Regions from separate parts of the Mus musculus genome. Here regions 2, 3, 4, 5 and 6 are each linked to region 1. The links are chromatin loops, found by intact Hi-C in ENCODE. Cell type or tissue: gastrocnemius. All regions are shown on one strand.

Region 1 (4,000 bases):
CCCCAGCCTCTGCTGCCCGAAAGGCCTCCTCCAGGCTGCTACATTCCACCTCTACCTTCAGGGAAAACCCGGCTGCCTGCCGAGCCTTCAGCACTGCCTGCCAGGCCAATAGAGAGAGGATAAGGTTGAGTAGCCTGGCCCTGGATCCTGGGGGGCCCAGAGAGCTGTGCTTTGAATCGCACATAAAAAGGAAGACAGCCTCCTCCATCTACAGACAGAAAGACTTGGAGGCATCCCTGCCGCTGGGACCACTTGTCACCAGGCAGGTCTCTGGTGGAGGGACTGAAATGCCTGTCAGTGGAGGACCACAGTGAGAACAGAGGCTCAGTGGGGCACTTACCCTTTCCATGCTGCCGGCCGCCACTACATGGTTGTCTTTCACCATCACCATCCCTCCCAGGTCGTAGCGGTGGCATGCTGCCCCGCCTACTTGGAGCCCATACTTCTCCACCAGTCGGAACCCAGGTGTCGTCTTCCTCGTGCCCGCCACGTGTCCAGTCCAGCCGGTGCTCCTGGCCACCTCCACAGCTGTCGCTGCCGCGCTGGCAATCCCACTGCAGCGGGCCAGGGTGTTAAGAGCCACCCGTTCCCCCAAGAGCAGGTGGTGGGCAGGTCCCTTGACCTCTGCCACCTTGACCACAGGTACCAGCTTCGATCCCTCCGGGAGGAACCAGGACACTTGGCAGTTGAGTTGAGTGAAGATGGCGTCAAAGAAGGGTCGCCCTGCCAGAACCCCAGGAGATTTGGCCCACAGCACAGCCTGCGAGGGTGCCGACCCGGTAACCAAGGATGCAAAATTGAGGCCCGGGCAGTCCTCTTGCAGCCAGCTGTTCGCCAGGGCTGCCAAGGTTGTAGGGGGTAACAGGAGCTGCAGGCCTGGGGAGGAAGCAGAGAGACCTCTGTCGGGTTTGCACTTCCTCCCTTGTAGCCAGAAGCTGCACCGTGGTTTTTAACAGCATGGTCAGTAGGACACTAGCCAGTCAGGGTGGAGATAGGACTCCCAGGGGCCAGGCTGGGGCAGAGTCTGGGGTCTCCAAGCTGACCAGGTTGTCAGAGTAAATAAAAGTACTCTGCAACTAGCTAAAGTTAAACTTGGAATAGGTATCAAAGAGTTTTATAAGGAAGCTGGGCTTGGTGGTGCCTGCCAAGAGTCTCCACACTCTGGGGGCTGAAGAGGAGGAACTCAGCAGACCAGGTCTCAGAATAGCAAAAACAACAATAACAACAACAACAATAATAAATTAAAAATGTAGAAGCGGGTGCTTGCTCCTTCGTATTATCACAATGCCCCCTTTTGTAATTTTTTTTTTTTACATTGTGTGTGTGTGGGGGTGTTTATGTGGTATGTGCATGCAGATGTCACTGGTCTTGAGTGGCAGTCAAAAGACAATTTGCAAGAGTTGGTTTTCTAAAGCGGGTAGGTCCTGGGACGCTAACTCAGTTTGCCAAGCTTAGCAGCGGGCTTCTCTACCCACTGCGTCATCTCCCGTCACTCACCTTGGTTTTAGCTTTAATTGACTTACAGTTAAAGAAACAAGGAGAGGTGACCCCTCTTAACACATCTGAGTCCAGCAGTATTAACACTCACACAACCCATTCCTCCCGCAGAATTGAAGTTCTGTACCCTGGACAGCACCCTCCTCCTCTTCTTCCTCTTCCCGCCAACCTCCTTTCTGCTTTGTTATAAAATCTGATTACATAGTTGCTCAGATCATTTTTCTGTATAGTATGTGCCAGGTGACACATTTAACAACTTTTATGTAAACACTTAGCACCTTGTATTTTATGCATTCAACCTACTGTTGGGTCCAAAGCTACTTACTAACAAGATATTTAATATGTTGTTGTTCTTTGGAGACATGGCTTGCTTACGTAGCCAGGATAGCCTGGAGTCCCAGCTATCCAACCTCCTGTGTGCTGAGGGTCACACGCATACACCACCAAGGCCCTCGATATTTAACAGCATGGGCAACCGACTTGTGCACGCCTGCAGGGTGCCCTGCCTCCTTTCCATCTGTGTTACCCAGAAGGCTTAGCAATTGTATCTTTCCTCCTAGCCGTCTCCAGGACACCAAGTGCTTTACTCAGGGTGGCGATCTAGTCCAGGTCCTTGAGCTTCTAGAAAACACTCGACCACCGAGCCTCACTCACAGCGAACACCAAGTATTATATAAAGCTGTAAGTCCAGGTGTTTACAGCAACAGAGAGAGAACCAGAGAAAAGACAAACAGGTTGAGGGTGCCGGCAACGAGGTGGCCCCAGGTTCAGAACAAGAAGCCTTAGTGCAGCTGCAAACTAGGCTCGGGTATGTCCTGTTCCAGAGACGGTAGTGAGGGGGTGAAGGGTGGCTCCATGGCTTCTCTTAATGGTTTGCCCTTCACCTCAATGTGTGGCATCAACTGAAGGGCCTTTCAGCCTCCAGGGCTGCAGAGACAGAACCCAGACACGGTGCAACATTGCCACCTGTTGGTCTGTACAAGAGCCGCAGCCTTCACGCAATCTGTCTGGTTCCCTCTACCCCCACCCCCCTTTCACCCAAGCTGTCCTGGAATTTACAATGGAACCCAAGCTGGCCTTGAACTTCAGGCACTCCTGCCTCGGTTTCCCAAATGCTTTTGGATTTCCATGTTGGTCTCTGAATTGCAGTTTTCATGAGAATCCTGTTGGGTTGGTTTAGCCAGAAGGCCTCCTTATCCCCAGGACTTCCTGTCAGTAATTCTGCACCATTGACCCCTTCTGTGCTCTTGGGCTGTAAACTCCTGCTAGTCTACACTGTACTTCAAGTTCGATTTTGAGTTCTTGCCTTAGGGTGAGAGTTCTATCCACTTCTGCTTTGTTTGATTGTTTGTTTGTTTCTCCAAGAGAGGGTTTCTATGTATAGCCATAGCTGTCCTATAACTCCCTCTGTAGATCAGGTTGGCCTCGAACTCAAGAGACCCATCTGCCTCGGCCTCCTGAGTGCCGGGATTAAATTCGTGCACGATCACCTCCCAGCCACTTCAGCTGTGTTTGACAGCTCTGTCACTGTGAAAACTGCAGTGCGCACCCATTGCACCTGCTGCATTCTCTGCTTCACCCCACTTCCCATTCAACTCCTGACTGAGCAGCTGCCATGGAGCTGGGGGTGGGTCTCCTTGTCTCTCTCAGACCTCAGCATGAGCTGGTTCGCATAGTGCCTGGGCCTCACAGTCTCTCGCCTTGCTCCTGCCAGCCCTGTCCTCTCAGATCTTTCTACAGACCCCTGCTAGGTGAGAAGTCCCAGTGATGTGCACCACACTGTCCAGTCTTCTGTTGCAGTCCAGTCACTTGCCCAGCAGGGGGCGCAGGTCTGCAATCCCAGCACATGGGAGGGTGAGGTAAGAAGATTTCAACAAGGCGGAGGACAGCCTGGGCTACGTATACATTCCAAAGCATTGTGGGTGACTGTGTAAAATTTTGTCTCAAAAACAAACAAATATAAAATAAAGCAATCAAATGCTCATCGTGGTGGCATGCACCTTTGATCCTAGCACTGGGGGGGGGAAGGGGGGAATGCGGGGGGGGGGGGGGAGGACGGGGCAGAGCAGGTGAATCTCTGTGAGTTAGAAGCCTGGATGGTCTTAGAGTTCTAGGATAGCTAGGGATGCATAGAATCCTGTCCTTAAACGAACAAAAGAAAAAAATTTGGGGGGGGGGGTGGTTTTCAAGACAGGCTGGCCTCGAACTCAGAAATCCGCCTGCCTTTGCCTCCCAAGTGTTGGGATTAAAGGCATGCGCCACCACTGCCTGCCCAGCACAAACAAACAAACAAAAATTTTAAAAGCCAAATATTGACAAGATCACACTGCTCTAACAAGTGTGCAGTAGGCTCTGTGCTAGCAGAGAGCCCACTTGGTGGAGTGACTCAGCACGCAACTTATTGTCTGTAACAGGGATAATGATGCAAAGACCCTGGTTCTAAGCTCTGAGGGAGGTTATCTGGCAAACAGTAGGCGTGTTGACTAAAGAAATGACTGAAGCC
Region 2 (4,000 bases), 290 kb before region 1:
GTCCTGGAACTCACTCTGTACACCAGGCTGGCCTTGAACTCAGAAATCCACCTGCCTCTGCCTCCCAAGTGCTGGGATTAAAGGCGTGTGCCACCACTGCCCGGCTTAGAATTCTTAACATTTATTCGGAGGGGGTGCACATGGCGCGGCTCACATGTGGAGGTCAGAGGACACTTGTGGATGGTTCTCTTCCACGTGTTCAAGGGATTGAACTCAGATTGGCAACAGGCGCCTTTAACGTGCTGAGTCCTCCCACTGGCCTGAAAGTGGTTTTTTGGTTGTTGTTGTTGTTATTTGGTTTAGTTTTTGGTTTTTGGTTTTTTGAGACAGGGTTTTTCTGTAACCCTGGCTGTCCTGGAACTCACTTTGTAGACCAGGCTGGCCTTGAACTCAGAAATCCGCCTGCCTCTGCCTCCCAAGTGCTGGGATTAAAGGTGTGCTCCACCACGCCCGGCTAAGTGGTTGCTTTTTAACCGACAACTCAGACGAGAATTTAAGGAGATACTATCTTCTGCTGGCAACATCATACTGGGGAAAAAATGTATTTGTGGGAGAGGTTGGGCCCTCGGGCTGTTACTATAAAGGTGAACAATGCCGGGGTGGAGCTGGGACTGGGGTGTGCAGAAAGCAGTGCTTCAGGGTTGTTTTTGTTTTTGTTTTTCTTTCTTTTCAATGCTGGGTATGGAGCCCCGAGCCCCTGATGTGCTAGGTAGCTCCTGAGCCCTCAAAGGCAGAATTTACCGAGGAGACTCTGTAAATCCCCAGAAAAGAAAAACGAAAATCAAAAGCACAAACCCGAAACCTGTCTTGTTCTGCTGCAGCCTGTGCTATCCACAGTCAGCTCTGGATCCCCTGACCACGTCTGTGTTCACAGACACGTTCTGATCCATGTCACCGCCCCAGCTTAGAGCCTTGGTGCTTTTGTTCCTTGCTGTTTTGTTTTTGTGTGTGTTATTTTTTGTTTTGTTTTTTAGGTAGGGTCTCTCTCTGTAGCCCAGGTTACATCTTCTAACTTTTGAAAGGTTTTGTATTTTGTTTTATCCCGTTACTCTTAGTGAGCCTCCTGCCTCAGCCTTCTGAGTGCTGGAATTTCAGGCCTGTCCCTTCATCTAGTAGCTCAAGCTAGGCTAAGTGCATCTATTTTTTGACAGGGTCTCCTATGTATTCCTGACTAGCCTGGGATTTTTGCCGGGATTTTGCTGTATAGACCTGGTTGTCCTGGAAGCCCCAGGGCTCTGCCTCCTCTGTCTCCTGTGCACCCCAGGGCTCTGCCTCCTCTGCCTCCTGTCACCACTGTCTTTGGATTTTCCTGAAGTGAAGCAAACATAAGCTTGAAATCCTACTTTACTAATAATGAACATAGCTATGTTATCTTGACACTTTAATAAACCCTCTAAGCCTTGGTTTCTCCTTCCTCAACCCCTAGAAGACTTAAGAAGCATTGACATAAACCATGCTCAGTCTGTAGTAAGACCTGGGAAAGTGGACCTCTTCCCCTGTGGTTTCCAGGTCTACGAAGGTCTCTAATAGTAGCCCCAACTCCTGCGGGTGTCAAGACTTCCCTCAGCCACTCCCACAGACTGCCACTAGAGGGCAGCACAAAATAGCGAATTGGCCCCTTCCTCTAGGGCGCAGAGGGAGTAGGCTGTGGGCTGGAAAGGTCAGTTGTCAGTAGATAAGTAGGCTCATCTCAGGGTCAGTGAGAAACTCAAGCTACAGTGAGGTGTCAGTCCCCATGATATACAAGTCTGAAGGACAGATGGGTTTGGGAAAGGCCAGGCTCTAAGAGGCCATGTGAGAGTGAGCATTAGTAGTTGTGTGCTAGGCCTAAATTACCCTGGCCAAAGCACGGGGCTGCTCTTCCCCTTGGATTAAAGGAGGAAGTTGAGTCAGCCAGCCACCAGGCTCTTCTGTGTAAGCAGGACTGTTCTGAGGAGTGGCCGAGGACAGGGAACCAAGGCAACAAGGAAAAGGGGACTCCAGGAGGCCATTGGCCTGAGGGAGGGGCCCCGGCTTCCATAACTCCACTGGGTTTTCCAGGCAGCAAGCACCCTCTGCTCTTCAAGCCCACCTTCTAACCCTCTCTCCCAGGCGAGCACTTCCTCTGTCGCCCAAGCTGGCTACCAGGAGTGATCCTCCTGCTCCTGGAGTGCCACCAGGTCTACATGACTGCTTCCTGTCTCCCAGTGCCCTGGTGCTAGCCATCAAAGCCATGCTGGAGGGCTCTGACAGCCAGCCATCTCTTCCCACTTAGCTCTGTTCCTGTCACATCTTAACTTTCTGATCTTGGGGAACCTTGGCTCCCACCTCAGGGCTATCCCCTGACCTCTGAAGAGCATAGGAGCATAGATTTCCCCCTGGGCTGTCACAATAGTGAGCCACACTCCTGAGGGAGTGACTCGTTGTGGTGCGAGTCGGAGTGCAAGCGAGGTGACTGATGTAGTTTCCACTCCCTCTGACTGGAGAGGCGGACGGGCGGGGTGGAGGGGGCTGTGGGTCTGAAGGACACCGTGAAATGGCTTGTTCCTATCTGTGCCTTCAGGGAACACACCATCTACTCAGGCTGCTTTCTTCAGGAAATCTTCTTGGCTGGAGTGAGCACCCCTAAGCTGAGATCCCTGCAGGCCACTGAGGGACACCCATTTATGTTTATAAGCACCAGCAGAAGGAAATGCCAGACATTTTTAAAGTGCTGACAGGAAAGGCGGCTCAGTACTCCTGCTAGGTGGAGGTGTCCGGGGGGGGGGGGGGGTTTAAGAGAAGAGCCATCCTTTCCCTAAGCCCTTGTCCCCAGCAGCCCCCTGCACTGCAGCTCCTGTCTCTTTAAGGGCCTCCCCCTCCCTCTTTCCTTGTCCCCCCCCATCTCTGTCGCAGCCGCTGCTGTGGCTCAGAGCTGCATGGGAGACAACGCTGCTGCAGGTCCGGTTTCTTGGTGTCTGGTCGGTGCCATCATTTCCCTCCCCCTCTCCCACCCTCCCCAAGCTGGTGGCTTCCCCTCCCCCTCCCCCTCCTCACAGAGGGGGCAGGGGGCTGGGCACCAACTCTATAATGCCATGTGCGGTGTCTGCACAGGGCAGCGGGGCTCTAGCGGCAGCAGCAGGAGGAGGTGGTAGCCTGTGGTGGCGGGAGAGCGGTGTTGACTGGTGACCGCTTGCCCAGCTGCGCCTCCGCTCCGCTCCGCTCCGTCCTTTCCTCCCTCCCTTTTTTCAGGGCTGGCACCACCGTCCCCCACCCCGCCTCCTTGGGCCCTCCCAGCCTCTCCACGTAAGCCCCCCCCCCACCTGCCGCGGTTCTCCCTCCCCTCCCCCACTGCATCTTCCTCCTCCTGTCCCCTCTCCCTCTTGGTCCTCTCATCAAGTCCTCCCTTGGTAGTCTCTCCCCATCCTCTCACCAGCGCTCTGTCGTCCCCCCCCCCCCCCCGCCACCTAGCTAGCCCTTTCTTTCTGTGTCCCCAATCTCATTGAAGTCCCTTTCTCCCTTGCCCTGAACTGGTCCTCTTGTCCCATCCTGTCCCCGCCCTGGCCCCTTTGTGCCTCCCCCTCCCTCTTTCTCTCTCCCTTTCTGGCTTGGCAATCCCTTCTTCACCTCCAACTCCCTCCCTCAATTTGGCCTTCCTGTCCCTTCTGGACCCTCTGGTCTCCCTGCCCGGGTTCAAGTCACCATGCTTACCCCAATGGTGGCTGGGGGGGTGGTGTTCCCCGGACTCTTCCTCCTATCCAAGAACACGCTCCAGAGGCTGCCCCAGCTGCGCTGGGAGGAGGCCGACGCAGTCATTGTCTCCGCCAGGTAAATGGCATGCCTTCCCCGAGAGTTCAGCCCCTCTCTCTCCAACAGGCTTCATGGGGAAGGGACCCCAGCACGCCCCTGGGCTCAGTAGTGGTGGGTAGGTTACATCCAAGCTTCCTTCCCTCCTTGGACCTCATTGAAACCCAGCCATCTGGACTACTATTGAGCTTGAGCTTGCTTCCCTTAGCACCTTCCTATCCTCCCTCTAAAGCAG
Region 3 (4,000 bases), 280 kb before region 1:
CCCCATCACCCGGGAGAGAGAAGACATCCTAACTCCCCCCACCTGGGCCCTGACAGGGCAGTTACCCCCACAGCCCCTTCCTGTGGAGACCAGTCCGAGGAACCATTTTATTTATTCACCCATATCAAACTAATTTGTTGGGGTGAGGGGAGGAAGGCAGTTGCTCCCCTACAACCTTTCCAGCGCTGAGCAGCCCTGGGGACAGGCGCCAGGCCAGTCCCTTCTGTCAGGGGCACATTTAGCCCTCGGCCCCGGCTTGTCCCTGGTGCTACAGGCCAATCGCGGCTTCCTCCAGTCTGGGGGCCACAGACCCCGGGAGGTGCTTTTACAGACCGCTAATAAAGACGATCTTCCTGAACGCCAGCAAGACCCTTTGGTCCAGTTTTGGGGGCTGGGAAGTGGGGAGGAAGAAGGAGGGGTCACTACATAACTACTGAGGAGGAAGGGGGAAAGTGTGTGTGTGTGTGTGTGTGTGTGTGTGTGTGTGTGTATGTGTGTGTGTGTGTGTGCGCGCGCCTGCAGCCTGGGAGGAATGGGGTGTGTGAATGGCCACTTCGAAGTCAGGGAGAAGGAGGAGGTGGGGGATGGGTGGCTACATAGAGGGCTACTGCAGTCTAGGAGGAAGGAGGCACCACCTTTATTTCTCAACAGAAGGCAGGGTAGATGTGTGTGGCTCACAGCTGGGTCCAGGGCTCCGTCTCTGGCTCACCTGCTCACCTCAGCTGGCTCTGGCTGGATATCTCATTAGGCCCCTTTCTGGAAGTTCCTGAGGAGTATGGAGATCAGATGAGGAGGGACACATAGGAGACTTGGGTCCTCTGGAAGGGGTAGGGCGAGGACACAGAGACACAACTCACACATGCAAGCAGAACTGGAAAAGCAGGAAGAAGAAGGCCACCACTAATGTCCCCACCAGGATGTTCTGGAAGAGCCCAGGACTGGAATCTGCCAGACAATGAACAACAGCGTCCTTCCAGACCCCGCCAGGAGGAAGACCCCTCTATCAAGCTGATTCATACCTGTCTTAACGAACGTTATAGGCTTCTCTCCAATAAACCGGGCCACAGCAAGAAGGCTAGCTCGGTCTGAGTCTGGATAATCAAAGAAAAGCCTGTTTACAACTTGCTGGGGTCTGGCTCCTGAAACCGAGGGCCGGGTTCCATCTCTTCTGGGGGCTAAAAACCAAAGCAGAGTCTGTGACAAGAGCCCAAGGGCCATCATGCCCACCAATGAGGCCAGGCAAACCCAGAGCTCTGATTGTTTTGTCCCAGGGCTGGCTGAGCTCCCATCAGAAGCCCACCATGTCTGAGATGGGGGGGAAAGGTTTGGACTGAAGGTTTGGGCTATAGAGCAACACTTTGTCTCAAGACAAAGTAAAATGAGACAAAAGGGAGGAAGAAGGAAAAAAGAGAAAAGGAAGAAAGAAGGGGAAAGGAAGGGGGGGGTGGGGAAACTAAGGCCTGGGGCTGGGCCATCCTCCTCCCTCCTGCCCACAATGAAGTTTACTCCCTTTCTCTAGCCTCCCTTATTCCTACTATTCCTGAACTCAGTTCCCCACCTGTTTCTATGGTCCCCAGCTCAGCCATCAACATCCACACCCCTACGGCTACCCACAGCCACAGCTTCATAACCCCCCACGACTATGAATGAGTAGGATTCTATGATGTCACAGCCCAGAGCCATTCCGCTAGCCCGACTATGAGGTGCTTCTAGCTCCTGATGCAGAAGAGCCCCCATTGAGCCCCAAGGATGACACTGACCATAACAGCAACAGTGGTGAGGGGTCTTGGGGTGTAGGCCAGGGGTACAGCTTTTGCTCAGAGTGCACAAGGCCTTCAGTTCTATTACAGAACCAGTCAGTTCTGTGGTGTTCCAGAACTTAGCTAGGTCTAGGAGACATGTGTTTGCATAACCGCTCTACTGGGGAGGTGAGGAGGGCTACACATCTCCAGTTGTTCTTCGGATCAAATAAAACTCCTTTACTGATTGCTTAGTAAAATGCCAAGCAAGTTACACAGATTGGCTCGTGGCATTGGCAGAAGCCCTAAGAGGGAGGCCCAAACCAGTGTGCAGGGGGACGAGGAACGCTGACACAACGCTTCCCAAGGCTGTGCATTCTTCTATGGGGGGAGGGTCCTCTTCCCTTTCTGAACCCCAGGTTCGTGGGTTTGCACCCATCCATCTCCAGGCTTGGTTTTAGCGCTCAGTAGAGATGGAAGCGCACGGTGAGGCACAAGAGAAATAGCCAACTTTTCCACCAGGTGGCAGCAGTGTTGGTCCGACGGTGCCACCATCTCTTCTACAGGTTACAGGCAGGCAGGCAGGCTCCTCTCTTGGGACTGGCTGTCACCGGGAGGCGGGGAGGCGAAGAGGGCTGAGGGTGTTGTCAACAGACGAACTCCCCAGGCTCATTCCAAGGCTAATCTCTCGGCCATTCAAAGATCCTAGTCTACTCGCCTCACCGTGACTCAGTTTCCCTTTTGGTGGTATTGGTGGCATGTGAACCTCACCGTCCACCACCCGACCCCTGTTTCTTTTCTCTAGTTCCCTCAGTCCTCCCCGTGTCACTTCCTAATTGCGACCTGCACTCCGGAGGCCCCACCTCGAGTTGGAAGAGACAGCTTGCCTCTGATTGGCAGTTAGGCCTGTCTATCACAAACGAACTCCAGCCCACCCGGGCCAAGGACATTTCAGGGTCTCCTTGATTCTATCCGTGCTTGTTTTACAGCCTCTTGGCTACTCTGTTACTCCACTTGCCCTGAAGGTGGCTCCTCATTAAAGGATCCTCTCTCGGGCCAGGAGATCACAGAGACCTGCCTCTGTCTCCCAAATGATGCTGGGATTAAAGGAGTGTGCTTCTACATCAGAATTAGCTTTCTCCTCCTCCTCCTCCTCCTCCTCCTCCTCCTCCTCCTCCTCCTCCTCTTCAGTTAATCACAGCTATTGAGAATCTAAGAGTGCCACAGCTATGCCTGGAAGACATTTCCACAACATTCCAACCCTTCCGCCTGATCTTTTCTGTCCTCTCTCTCTAGCTTCACTCTCACACATTACATCCTGACCATTTCTCCTCCCTTCACTCCTCCCAGTCCCCCTGCTACTGTGTCTCATCTCCCCCAGAAGAACTCCAACTGTATCCCCTTAAAAGAGAGAGAGAGAGAGAGAGAGAGAGAGAGAGAGAGAGAGAGAGGAGCTGGCCTCCCAGGGATACTCATCGAACATGGCCTAACAAGATACAATAAGCCTCCTATCAAGGTTGGATGAAGCAGCCCAGTAGGAGGAAAAGAGTCCCAAGTGCAGGCAAGAGAGTCAGAGGCAGCTGCCACAGTGGTGCGAATCCCATAAGAACATCAAGTGACACAACCATAACACCCATGCAGAGGACCTAGCACAGACCTATGGAGGCTCCCTAATTTTCGTCACAGTCTCTGTGAGCTCCTATGTGCCCTGATTGTCATCTCAGTCTCTGTGAGCTCCTATGTGCCCTGATTGTCATCGCAGTCTCTGTGACTTCCTATGTGCCCTGCTTAGCTGATGGGCTGTGGCTGTGTTCTGTGGGCTGTGTTCTTGTGGTATCCTTGAGCACACTGGCTCCTACAATCCTTCCTCCCCCTCTTCTGCAGGGTTCCCCTGGCTCTGCCTAGTGTTTGGCTGAGGGTCTCTGCACCTGTTCCCATCAATTGCTGGATGAAGCCTCTCTGATGACAGTTGGGCTAGGCACCAATTTATGAGTACAGCAGAATATCATTAGGAATCATTTCACACACACACACACACACACACACACACACACACACACACACACACACACAGTGCTTGGTTCTATCCTGAGTCTCTGGGCTGTCATGCCCCTGGTTCCTAGTCATTCACATAGCGTCAGGCATGGGCTCTGTCTTGTAGCATGGGCCATAAATCGGACCAGTCATGGGTTGGCCACTCCCACAAGTTCTGCACCACAATTACGCCAGCTTGTCTTGCAGGCAGGACAGATTGTAGGTTG
Region 4 (4,000 bases), 350 kb before region 1:
CAGCACTCGGGAGGCAGAGGCAGGAGGATTTCTGAGTTCGAAGCCAGCCTGGTCTACAAAGTGAGTTCCAGGACAGCCAGATCTATTCAGAGAAACCCTGTCTCGAAAAACCAAAAATAAATACATAAATAAATAAATAAATAGATAAATAAATAAAATAAGAAGGGCGGGTATGGTGGTGTAGGCCTTTAATTTCATTACTCAGGAGGCAGAGGCAGGCAGGAGGCCAGCCTGGTCTATAGAAAGAGTTCCAGGGCAGCCAGGGCTACACAGAGAAACCCTGTCTTGAACCCACCCCCCCACCCCCCAAATAAGAGACCTGAATTTAAACCCAGCACTCATGTCAGGTGGCTCACAACTCCGGGTGACTTCGGCTTCAGGGCATCCAACGCCCTCTTCTGGCCCCCCAGGCACCTGCGCACAGGTGGCATTTACTCACACAGACACACACGCTGCACAACTATGCATAAGTAATATAATATTGGTGGTGCTGGAGAGATGGCTTAGTCACTAAGAGCACTGGCTGCTTTTGCAGAGGGCCTGGGTTTTGTTCCCAGCATCACATGGTTGCTTACAACCACACATAACTCCAGTCCTGGAGGTCCAGTGCTTTCCTCTGACCTTCGCAGGCACCAGGCAGGCACATGGAGTACATATATACATAGAGGCAAAACACTCCTCTGTCTTGGTTACTTTACTATTGCTATGATAGACCTAATTGACCAAGGCAACTTATAAAAGTAAGCTTTTTATAAGCCCCAATTTAGGGCTTACAGTTTCAGAGGGTTAGAGTTCATAGCCATAATGACAGTGAGTACGGCAGCAATCAGGAAGGCATGATTCTGGAACAATATTGAGAGCTCACATCTTACGACACAACCAGGAGGGGGGGGGGAGAAGAAGGGGGGAGGGGAGAAGGAAAGGAAGAGGAGGAGGGGAGAGGGAGAGGCACTCAGAATGCAGCAAGTCTTTTGAAAACCTCAAAGCCCACCCGCAGTGACATACCTCCTTCACCAAGGACTCACCTCCTCATTCTCTCAAACAGTCCTACCAACTGGTGGTCAGTTACTAAAATCCATGCATCTATGGGGACCATTTCCTTTCAGATCACCGCTCTTACCCATGAGCTGCTGGAGAACACAGTTCCCAGGTCCTTTCGTTCTCTGAACTTCAATGTCTGCTTTTCCCCAGCTAAACGTGAACGTCATTTCCTTCATTTGGCTGGTGCGAGGATCGCAGGGGATGGTATACATGAAGGTGACAGGTGGAGAATAGATGATCAGTCTACCTTAATTAATACCTTAAAGAGACGAGGTCACTTTATGTAGTCTTGGAACTCGCTATGTAGATCAAGCTGTCCCAGAACTCACAGAGAACTGCCTGCCTTTGCCTCTCAAGTGCTGAGATTAAAGGCGACCGCCCACTACTTTAGTTAAATGTTGGTCTGTAAAGGAGTCTGAGAAATCCCAAAATCCCAGCCCGATCCTTAAAGGAAATTCCAATCTCAGCCACTAGGGGGAGAGCGCAGTCGCGCTTCCTTACCCAGAGGCCTGAGGGTGGTGGCATGCCCCGCCCATCTCTCCAGCCTTTCCTTTGCACAGGAAAACTCTGCTCAAGAAACCCCACTTAAACAGAACCCCACGCCACTTTCTGAGTCACTATATCCTCCTGCAGTAGCAATGTGATCTGGCAAGAGTCGCTCTAGGGCTTTCACTACTTCCTGAGGAGCATCCAAAGTCCAAAGTCTGCCTAAAGCTAAGACCTTCATCAGTCTGGGCTGCCTCTAGAGCTATCCTGGCCCTCCTGTAGATCCTTTTCTGCAGCTGCCAGACAAGATAGGCTCCTGCCTCTATCCCTTAGCATATGTTGTTCCCTTTCCTCGACGTCCTCTCTCCATTTCCAGCTTCTGCAACCTCACTTATGTTTCAGTGACTGAAGGCTACCTCCTCAGCCATGGGGTGATGACCCACACCTTTAATCTCAGCACTTCCAAGGCGTGAGTTTGAAGCCATCGTGGTCTACAGAGTGAGTCCAGGACAGCCAGGGCTACATAGAGAAACTCTGCCTCTAAAAACAAAAATAAATACATAAAATAATGAAATAAAAGGCCACCTCCCCAATTCTCCTGAAAGTGACCTTGCCCCCCTCCAGCTTTTGGGGGTTTACCTTTGATATATTTTCTCTTTATATGACCCAACTTGGTCTTGAACCTGCCTCAGTCTCCTAAGTATTTGTGTTTATAGGCATTTGCCATCACAGCTCCTATCATGAGGTTTTAATCCAGCCAGTCTGACTGCAGCAAGTTCCAGGTCTTCAGTAAGAGCCTGTATTATACAGCAATCTTCCATTAGCCGAGCCCAGAATGTTGCTCAAAGTGCCATATAATTAAGCCTATCAAAGCAATTACCAAAGAAGTCATCGATCTAATCGGTACCTCTTAAACTTTAGTGACGTGGGAGCTCTGGGGAATCCGCAGCTCAGCCTCATTGACCTGAGCTACATACAGTGCTTGGCTCTCTGAACACTCACGATTGGTTCTATTGTCTCTTGATCTGTAACTTGTACAAGCACTTTTTCCCAATACCCTGGAGAGAAACAAGCCTAGGCTCTGTGTGTTTGTGAGGCTCCTGGATCACTCAGTTCTGGAAAATGAGGTGGGATGGCAGCACCAGAGTGTGGCTTCCATGTGAGCCGTCTATGGTTCCAAGACAGTGTGGCATCTGCAAAAGTCTCTGTGTGAAAAGTACTTGAGTCAAGTAGTGGCCCCTTCTTGACTCAAGTCAGCTAACTTAACTCTCAGACTCCCCATATGTTAGATGATTGATTCATTTAAAAGTGTCAGGCTGGGAGAGACGGCTCAGCAGACCCAGAGGGTCTGAGTTGCCAGCACCCGTATCAGGCGGCTCACAACCAACTGTGTGTAACTGTATGTATCACACAATTCTGAAAAACCCACAGTGGGCTATACCCTTCCTCATCACTCACTAATTAAGAAAGTGCCCTACAGCTTGTTTTTTTGAGACAGGGTTTCTCAGTATAGAAACCTGGCTGTCCTGGAACTCACTCTGTATACCAGGCTGGCCTCGAACTCAGAAATCCGCCTGCCTCTGCCTCCCAAGTGCTGGGATTAAAGACATGCGCCACCACTACCTGGCCTTACAGTCATATCTTGTGGAGGCATTTTCTCAACTGAGGTTCCCTCCTCTCCAGTGGCTCTAGCTTGTGTGCCTGCACAGGTGGAGAGCCAAGTGGTTCATTGATTGCTCGGGGGCCAGGGCAGGTCCAAATCCTGTGGGTGCTGCTGGCTACTGAGATGCCTGGTTCTGGGTTCTCCGACTTTCCAAATCTGATGACGCCACCATCACAACTCTAGCCTTGCTAAGCATACAGACCCCACCATACCCTCAGGGCCAAACCTTGTCAGTTTATGGGGGCTGGAGAAATGGCACAGTGGTTAAGAGCACTACCTTCTCTTCCAAAGGTCCTGAGTTCAAATCCCAGCAACCACATGGTGACTTACAACCATCCATAATGAGATCTGACACTCTCTTCTGGAGTGTCTGAAGACAGCTACAGTGTACTTACATAGGAAAAAAAAATAAATCTTAAAAAAAAAAAAAAAAGCCAGGCGGTGGTGGCGCACACCTTTAATCCCAGCACTCCAGAGGCAGAGACAGGCAGATTTCTGAGTTCGAGGCCAGCCTGGTCTACAGAGTGAGTTCCAGGACAACCAGGGCTATACAGAGAAACCCTGTCTCAAAAAAAACAAAACAAAACAAAACAAAACAAAACAAAACAAAACAAAACAAAAAAACAACAAAAAACCCCTGTCGGTTTGAATTTCAGACTTAAGTGAGTATGATGTTACAGGTCTGTAATCACAGCACCTTCACACATACGCACTTACAACACAGACACACAAACATTAAATAACAGAACACATTTTAAACATGCTTAACATTGGTCTGCCAGGCACTGGAGGTACAATAATGAACATGAT
Region 5 (4,000 bases), 120 kb before region 1:
AATTTTTTATGTGCATTGGCATTTTCACTACATGTATGTCAATGTGAGGGTGTCAGATCCCCTGGAACTGGAGTTATAGAGAGCTGCCGTGTGGGTGCTGGTAATTGATCCTGGGTCCTTTGGAAGAACAGCCGGTGCACTTAACCACTGAGCCATCTCTTCAGCCCCCACAGCTGCCTTTTTATGTGGGTACTCAGATCCGCATGCTCTTTAACAGGGAATGAGTCTTACCTGTTTGTTTTTATAGAGTTGGAGGAATTTATAGACTGGGGCCTCAAAGAGAGGAAGACAGAGGCAGATGGGCTTCGCAATCAGCTCTCAGGACAAGATGGGTGGGATTGGGGCCCAAGGTGAGAAATCCTTGATGGGCACAGTGGTGGGGACAGCCAGTTCAGCGGCTCAGTGTGTTGATCTGCTGCTGGGAAGGAGAGAGCCTTCCTGCCCGCTCTGCTTCTATTTTTTTCAAAGAGGTGAGAAAAAGTGGGCAGGGGAGGAGGAGGGTGTAAAGAGGAGGCTTGAGCAGTTGTTCTGGAGAGGGAGGATCTCAGAGAAGACAGGGGGAGCACGGCTCCCTGGAGATTGTGGCTGAAGTCTAAAAGGAGACTGGTCACATGCTGGGGTCTCCTCCAACAACTAGCAGCTGCACTTTGGCGTGACAGAGGGAAGGAGGAGCTGATGGACAAATGCCACATGCCATGATCCTAACGCTGCACGGGGAGGCTGGAGGGCTGAGTTCATGGGCAGATCCTGTCTCAAAAGAGGTGGGGGCGGGGGGGAAGGGGTAGGGAGGGCAGAGAGAGAAGGGAGTGAGAGAAAGGAAGAAGAGGCAAGAAAAGAAAACCAAATGCCAGGGTATAATTCAGTGGTGGGGCACCTTGCTGTGAGGACCTTGGGTTCCATCCCTAACCCAGGGCAGTGGGGAGTGGGCATGGGGGAGACATCTAGCGGTGGGGAATCACCGGTTTTGAGTCATTTGTAGGGACAAAGCCCAGGATCCAAGTTAGGCAGTGAACAAGTTGTCCGTGGTGGTGTGGTTATTGTCCAAGGACAGCCGTAGGAGCCAGTAGCTGAGACCTGAACAGCCACCAAGTACAATCTTACTTGGTCCCAGAGGCCCTTGGTAATACACAGCATTTAGTAGGCAGCAGGGACAAGTTGAGGAGCTGTAAATTAATTGGTTCTCTTGAGGAAAGACTTGGGAAGGTCTAGGTAGGGACTCACACCAAGCCAGAATGTGAGTTGTGAGTTAATATGGGCAGACCCTTGGCCTTATGTTCAGGCTTTAGAAGAGACACCAACCATACAAATACAGCTCAAAAGCACTCAGGAAGGAAAAGGAACAAAAACATCACCTACCTTGCTTATCTGGGGTAGCATGGGCCCATTTCAGGGGAGGTGATAGGAGGGACTGAGTCAGTTGCCTTCATAGACACACAGGGAACTTTCTCCATTTTCTCTCCCCACCCCAGGATCATTTTACTTCCACAGTGGTGATGGGGCAGGCCTAAAGCTCCACTTGGCCTAGAACCCAGTACCCTATCCCCCACTGGTGTTTCCAAGCTGACTGAGCTTACGTCGGCTACCAAGTAAAGAAGACCTTTTACAAGTTCCGGGGCAGATAGGAAAGAGGCACCCCAGTGCTCCTTAAGAGCCCAGACCGGAAGCTGCAGAGTGTGCTCGAAATCCTGCTGCCCCTGGCAGGGTCCTCTTCCCTAGAGGAGGCAAGCACAGCCGTGCCCAGGGCAGGCCTGGCACACCTGCTGGTACTGCAGGCTGCTGGTGAGGCCGGCAGGTGGTGCCAAAGGAGAGTCTCCCATGGTAGGCGGAGCAGGCTCTGCAGCCTGAGGTGACTCCTCGACTAGGTGGCCAGGATTCATGGAAAAAACAGCTGCGAGCCACAGAGCCAATGCAAGGGCGGGAGTGCTCTCAGGTGCTCTGCCTACCCAGGGGCTAAGGAGGTGCAGTCTAAGCTGCGGGCTTGAAAGACTCTGGGTTCTGTGCTTATCACTGTGGCTTTGAGATACTTTTCTCCCTGTTTCCTTGGAGACCAAAGTAGTCTCATAATTTTACCAAGATTTGAGGGGGCACCTTCTCTAGGTCACCACGAAGATCCCTGATCACCCAGGCTGGAGATAAGAGGGAAAAAGAAACATAAATGTCTACAGTTGTCATTTTATTTATCCATTGTCAGTGTAGTCAGTGTCTACCTAAGGCACAGAGTGGCTGCTTCAGAGGACCTGGTAAAGCAAGCCTTCCTTGGGGCTGGGCCGCCAGGTCACTTTTGTACAGGTGGCTGACCGTCAGACCCCAGCCCCAGCAAGCCGAAGGCTGTGTTGAAGAGGTTGATGGGGGACGAGCCATCTGTGATGAGAGTGGATTTCAGGCCCAGGGACTGAAGAAGTTTCACCTGCAGGGTTGGAGGATAAAGTCAGCAAAAGAAGACACCGACACCGTCAGAAATGGCCATTTACCTCAGCTGCCTCCCCAGGGAGCCGACCTTCAGAGCAGCTCTCCCTAAACCAAGTGGTCACCGTCACTTTTCATTGTATTGTTCCTTTTGACTTCCTTCGAGGCACTGATGTCTCATCTGCTACTGTCCCCCTAGCAGTGCTGCTGCCTCTGCAGGGTCTAGGACAGTGCCTCATCGCACAGTGCTCAGTGACAGGTCACACCCCTTCCCATCCTCCAACATTTCCCCAGCCGAGGTTGCCTTCAGCCTTCTTGGTTCCGAGGCAAACACCCATCTCCTCCCGTGTCTTCTGTTCTCACCTGCATCTCTGGCCCGGCCACAGCCAAGTCCCTGATGGTTCCGGGGCCCAGTGCCTCTGTCATCTCCTTGAACTTCTTTGCCTCCACGTCGGCGAGCTGCTGTGCCTTGCTCACCTCCAGCTCCAGCTGGGCCCGGGAGTAGATCAGCTCCATCTCTCGCACTTTCTTCACTCGCTCCAGCTCAGCCTCCTGGAAAAGGGAGACCAGGCTGGTTTTAGGTCACGGGGCCCGGGAACTGTCCGTCCAGCAACTCTGAAAGAAGAGAACTGAGGCAGAAGGGAATCTCAGGTGCAAATCCTAGCTCTGCCACTATTTAGCTAGTGAACCTTGGGAAGGAGTCCTGCGATTCAAGCCTTGGAGGTGATACATGCTTCAGGTATGAAGGGAGGTCACAGATGTAAAACACACAACAAAGTGGGCAGTGAAGCTCATCTGGGGAATGGCTGTAAGACGCCCTGTCTTCAGGGATTGTTCTAAGTGCATTGCTACAGGACTGAGGCAAACCGCAGGGAGCATGAGCAGGGCTTTGTCAGGCCACTTGGTTTCAGAGTCTTTTTTTATTGTTGTTGATTTTGGTGTTTTGGTTTTTTGGTTTTTTTGGTTTTTTGTTTTTTTTTTTTTGTTTGTTTTTTGTTTTTGGTTTTTTTTTTTTGAGACAGGGCTTCTCTGTGTAGCCCTGGCTGTCCTGAAACTCACTCTGTAGACCAGGCTGGCCTTGAACTCAGAAATCCGCCTGCCTCTGCCTCCCAAGTGCTGAGATTAAAGGCGTGCGCCACCACTGCCCGTCTCAGAGTCTTTGACAAGCAGGCCCCAGTGCCCCAGCAGCAGCCCCTCCACTTACCGTCTCAATGGCTAACGCCTGCGCCTTTAGCTTGGCCTGCAGCACAGAGCCTTCTCCCTCAATCCTCGCTGCCTCTGCCCGGGACTCAGCCTCCGCCTTGGCATTACCAGTGCTCTCCACAGCCATGCTGCGGGGGAAACAGAGTCAGGGGCAGCCTAGAAGAGACGCCTGCCTACCCAGGGACACCATGACAGTCAGAGGACAACGTGTGACAATCAGTTCTCTCCTTTCGCTATGTGGGATCGGGCTTGGCCGGCAAGCTCCTTCACCTACCTTCTTCTTGCTGGCCCTTCATTTTTAATTTTTTTCCAATATCAGGGATGGAGCCACAGGCCTTGTGCATGGTGGGCACGTTCTCTACTGCTAAGCGGCATCCCTATCCCTTCTGGG
Region 6 (4,000 bases), 93 kb before region 1:
GATCTTGTTAAATACTCCCTTCTTAGGCCTCAGGGGCACAGAGGAGCTAATGTTTAGGTTTGGGCCACACACAGGATGGCTGGTATTAGACTAAGATACCCATAATGCAATGGCTGGGGAACATAACCATCATGTGCAAAGGTCCTGGGGCAGGGGTAGAGGCCAGAAAACTTAAGACTCTCCGTGGACATGCTCTTCCTCTCTGGAATGGAATCCTCGGGAGTAGTACAAGCTGAGGAAAGACGGGACCTCACTTAAAAGGACTCCTCTGGTTGACAATGGTGGATCTGTACAAGCGGAGCTAATGCAACTTGCTGTTGGCTTGGCCGGCTGCGAGAGAGCTCCAGAATGATTCTAAAAGCATATTCTAGGAAGGCCCACAGGCTGGGATGTCAGGTCAGCTCTGGGCATGAACATAGTACTTCAGAGATGTGTTCAACAAACTTTGAACTTCTGGGAAGGTCTGCGGGGTCCCTGATAGGAAAGTATGGCACTGACCTAAGCCAGAACTATGCTGCTACTGTGTGAATGCTACTGTATGAATGCTCCGTCCCACTGCTGGTCAAGATGATGGCTGAAACCAGCCAAGGCCTCAGACCAGCCCACTTGTGGGCGGGGTAACTAGGGGAGGCCCTTTACCTCCCCTCAGTTCTTCCCTCTCATCCGTACCTGGTGTCCGTCTCCTGTCAATCAGTGAGTCCTTTGGTGTCATTGGCTCATCATCAAAGTCAAATTCTGTAGGCATGTGCGGCCTGAAACAGGGTGGACAGAAAGCCAAGGTTGAGAGAAGCACTCCCTAACACCCGCTGGCACACCCCAGCCCGCCGCCTCATCCTTTCCTGCTCTCCCCTCCCTCCAGGCTCCGTGCTCAGGAGAGCAGTCCCGGGAATAATGTGTAAAGCATGGCCTCACTTTTCCTCCTCCTCTTCTTTGGCCTCTGGCTCCTCGTCTGATCTCTCCTCTTCACTCTGGGCCTCTGGGGTAGGCGGCCGGCGGGGTAGGATCTCTGCTTGAAGCTCCAGAGTACCTTGGGTAGCCAGCAGTTCATAGAGCCGCTGGATCTCGGAGGGTGGGGGCATCCAGGACTGCCCATTGGCCGGCAGCTCCACCTCCTCATCGCTGCAGGGCACGCACCAGTCTTCGGCTTCTCCCTCCGCACGCTCGTCGCTCGCAGCGCTGGGAGCTTCTAGTGCCTCCTCAGGCCTGGATCCCTCACGCCCGGCCTCCTCCTGACTGCCTTTCCCCTCTTCCTCGGCCTTACTAGCCGAGACAGAGGGACCTCCAGTGTCCTCCACCGCCAGAGCTTGGAGGCCGGAAGTCACTTCCCCTTCTTCAGACAGAGGCGCTGCTGTGCTGCCTGCAATGGTTCCATGGCCCAGGGCAAGGGACATAGAGTACTAGAGAAGAAGCCCAGCAATAGAGGAGATTCTAGAGTACCAAACCAGTGCGCCTCACCCGAAAGGCTGGAGAGCCTTTCTAGGTCTAGGAAATCGCCAGTCAGTCCAACAGCTGACTGCGGCCAGAGCACCGTCCCCAGGAGGGGGCGCTCAAACCCCTGCAAGGACAGACCCCACCCCACGGACCCAGAATTCTGCCGTTCCCAGGGACCCGCAGGAAACACGCTCGGAGCTGGAAAGGGAAGGGCCTGTTTTCTCGCTTTCACATCGCCTTCTCCATCACCGGGATGGAAGTCATCTTTTTAGACCGGGCAAACCTAGTTCGCGTCTACTCAGCAGCGGTACAAACCTGGAGCTAAAACCCGCCTCCCAGGCTGCGCAGCATCTCAGTACGCAGGCGCAGAGAAATGGCGCGCGGAGGCTCCGCGGTAGTCAAAGCTACTTGGAAGAGGAAAGAGAAGACTTGCGCATGCGCAATTTGGCCCTTAGGACTCATTAACCTCGGCCCATACTAAAGATGGCCACTGCGGCAGCGCATGCGTATTCCGTTCAGTAGGGCCTGCCAGAAAGCAGTACCTTGACTCTGCAAACACAGGGACCAACTGAGGCCAGTCTCATGCATTCTCTGTTTATTAGTGTTTAAGACTCATGCAGCATTCAGCATACAAAAAGGGAGACTCAGTTTTATTTTTTGAAAAGGAATTTTAGTTTTCCCCCAACTTTTTTTTTTTTTTTTAAAAAAGAAAGGAAACAAACAAAAAACCCCGCCAACTCTGAAATGCATCGCAGCTGGCTCTCTGCCTCCTCAGAGGGCTGTCGCGTGCAACAAACCTCCCTCATCCTCTTAGAGAATAATTACAGAGCTCCCCCACCCTTCCCTTGCTCCCTGCAGCTGGGAACTTTGGTCCTGTTTTTGTTTGTTTGTTTTGTTTTGAATTCTACTGTTTACAAAGCACATAAATAGACCTTCAAACAAGAAACTCTGAGGTTAAAAAGCCCAAACGGGCAGATCAATTCAGGCTGACTCTTCAGGCGCAGCTATGCCCCTTCCTCCCCTGGATGTTCAGAATAAGGACTCTCAGAAGGTCCCCCAGGTGAGGACTCACTTGCCAGCTTTGGGACCCAATAGGCACCTTAGGGGTAGGGGTAGGGTATGGTCTGGGCCTGGGTGGTCCCCAGTAGAGAACAGTCAGAGCCCCCAGCTAGGCTCCTCTCCCCACACCATCCTTCTTCCCTCAGCCTGACCTAAGTACTGCAGTTTTTGCAGACTAAGTGTTGGCAGGAGGGTGAAGACGCTAAGGGGGAGATGAAAAGGGAGAAAGGGTCAGGGGACGTGGCAAGGGGAAAAACGGTGTTAAGGAAGGGGAGAACGGGATGGGTTAGATACCAAGACAATGAACGTTGGGAGGCCAGGGATAAGGTTCAGAGGATTCCAGAGGCAGGAAGAAGTGCAGGGAGGCTGGGAGAGATGCAGAGGTGCAGAGTACAATTTAGATGTTCAGGAAGGCTTCCAGAAGTGCAGAGAGGTTTTCAGAGTGCAGGGTTAGGGAGGTCAAGAGGCAGGAGTGGGGTGGGGGTCTGCAGGCAAAAGTGCAGGGAGAAAGGAAGCCTATGGCTGGCAGAGGAGCCTGGCAGGATGCAGGGGGAAAGAAGCTGTAAACAAGGCCGCTCAGGCTCCCTTGGTCCCTAGAGATGGGGGCCAGGGCCATGGACTGGGATTCTCCCAGGACAGGGATGGACCCAAGACAGCTCCCAACAGGAAGAAAAGTCTTGGAATGCAGGGCAGAGCCCCTCACTTATACACTGTGGGAGAGGAGAGGGAAAGACAGACAGGGAAGGAGACAGGAAGAGACAAAGGCATAGGGAGGACAGACAGGAGAGAGCAGGGTCAGGGGTTAGTAAAGCTGCCCTGGTCAACCCTCCGCGCCTCCCTTCCTGTCCCTGACCCCCACTCACCGCCTAAGTTGATGACGCAGGAGGCGATGATGATGAGGACCCCCCCAACCAGCGCCACGATGCTTAAGAGCTTGGCTACTCGGCCCAGACGTTGAGCCCCATCCACGTCCCCCTGTTGCAGGCTGTTCCGGGACTGGGGTGAGGGTGAGGGGTTTGGAGGTATCATGGCCCAGGTCAGCAGGAGCCAGCCCAGCAGGGATCAGGTGAGAGTCCAGAGGAGGAAGGTCAGCCCAATGGGGTTGAGAAAGGAAGGAGAATTGGGGACGCAGGAGGAAGAGGGTACAGGTCAGTAAGATTATATGACACATCTGTTTCCCTCCCGCTTGAAGGGGTCGGGCAGGAGTGCCTTGGAAGGTTAGGTCCTGGGGAGAGACAAGCAAAGGGCCAGCAATTGGAAAAGTGGGATCCATGCAGAGAGGTGAGGGAAGGTGTCATTACTGGGGCTCTGGGCTGACACTGGCACGAAGCTGAGAGCCACAGTACACTTGGGCCAGGGTCCCTTGGGGCTCACCATGACGGCATAAGCGAAGGCCACAATGTTGACAGGCCACATGGGGCAGAAGCAGGACAGGATGGCAAGGATGATATAGTCCCGAGGTTTCTGGGTGCCTTCGCCCCCTTCCACCCCAGGCCCTGCCAGCTGGGAG

What was found. A loop is a pair of places that touch in the nucleus more often than their neighbours do. Peaks named below come from ENCODE experiments on the same cell type or tissue, not always from the same donor. Only the 100,000 strongest peaks of a DNase experiment are listed, where the experiment ranks them.
Region 2: a loop joins it to region 1, with 4 times the contacts of the local background. A loop is called at or near these places in 33 of 42 quality-filtered maps.
Region 3: it touches region 1 in a loop (6-fold over the local background); 31 of 42 quality-filtered maps call a loop at or near these places.
Region 4: a loop joins it to region 1, with 5 times the contacts of the local background. A loop is called at or near these places in 8 of 42 quality-filtered maps.
Region 5: it touches region 1 in a loop (4-fold over the local background); 11 of 42 quality-filtered maps call a loop at or near these places.
Region 6: it touches region 1 in a loop (2.2-fold over the local background); 18 of 42 quality-filtered maps call a loop at or near these places.

Annotation. Positions count from the first base shown.
Region 1 is chr7:127,108,369-127,112,368 of GRCm38, forward strand. Qprt (quinolinate phosphoribosyltransferase) reads right to left here. Exons shown (of 4, transcript NM_133686.1): 2 at 341-876; 3 at 1-97. Among named protein-coding and RNA genes, the nearest start is that of Qprt, 12 kb to the right of the region's middle. In gastrocnemius, CTCF peaks have their summits at 2,459 (motif pointing left) and 3,317 (motif pointing right); DNase peaks (open chromatin) are centred at 700, 2,454 and 3,299.
Region 2 is chr7:126,820,427-126,824,426 of GRCm38, forward strand. Tlcd3b (TLC domain containing 3B) reads left to right here and starts at 2,877. Exons shown (of 5, transcript NM_029978.1): 1 at 2,877-3,786. The coding sequence starts at 3,662. In gastrocnemius, a CTCF peak has its summit at 1,581 (motif pointing right); DNase peaks (open chromatin) are centred at 1,596, 2,005, 2,482, 3,094 and 1 more place; H3K4me3 peaks cover 2,405 bases; H3K27ac peaks cover 2,988 bases.
Region 3 is chr7:126,829,853-126,833,852 of GRCm38, forward strand. It overlaps Tlcd3b (TLC domain containing 3B), which reads left to right. Exons shown (of 5, transcript NM_029978.1): 5 at 1-367. 4930451I11Rik (RIKEN cDNA 4930451I11 gene) reads right to left here and starts at 1,644. Exons shown (of 4, transcript NM_183131.3): 1 at 1,559-1,644; 2 at 1,020-1,175; 3 at 858-945; 4 at 622-766. The coding sequence starts at 1,628. The coding sequence ends at 745. In gastrocnemius, a CTCF peak has its summit at 2,257 (motif pointing right); DNase peaks (open chromatin) are centred at 2,295, 2,633, 3,670 and 3,941; H3K4me3 peaks cover 516 bases; H3K27ac peaks cover 328 bases.
Region 4 is chr7:126,753,516-126,757,515 of GRCm38, forward strand. No RefSeq gene overlaps it. Among named protein-coding and RNA genes, the nearest start is that of Mapk3, 4.1 kb to the right of the region's middle. In gastrocnemius, a CTCF peak has its summit at 1,505 (motif pointing right); a DNase peak (open chromatin) is centred at 1,549; H3K4me3 peaks cover 406 bases; H3K27ac peaks cover 936 bases.
Region 5 is chr7:126,984,708-126,988,707 of GRCm38, forward strand. Mvp (major vault protein) reads right to left here. Exons shown (of 15, transcript NM_080638.3): 13 at 3,611-3,737; 14 at 2,770-2,958; 15 at 2,153-2,407. The coding sequence ends at 2,276. Among named protein-coding and RNA genes, the nearest start is that of Cdipt, 10 kb to the left of the region's middle. In gastrocnemius, a CTCF peak has its summit at 1,794 (motif pointing right); a DNase peak (open chromatin) is centred at 1,792; H3K27ac peaks cover 734 bases.
Region 6 is chr7:127,015,531-127,019,530 of GRCm38, forward strand. Pagr1a (PAXIP1 associated glutamate rich protein 1A) reads right to left here and starts at 1,822. Exons shown (of 3, transcript NM_030240.1): 1 at 913-1,822; 2 at 670-752. The coding sequence starts at 1,391. Prrt2 (proline-rich transmembrane protein 2) reads right to left here. Exons shown (of 4, transcript NM_001102563.1): 2 at 3,865-4,000; 3 at 3,354-3,486; 4 at 2,012-3,200. The coding sequence ends at 3,190. In gastrocnemius, a CTCF peak has its summit at 1,535 (motif pointing right); DNase peaks (open chromatin) are centred at 736, 1,186, 1,566, 1,850 and 4 more places; H3K4me3 peaks cover 3,214 bases; H3K27ac peaks cover 3,361 bases.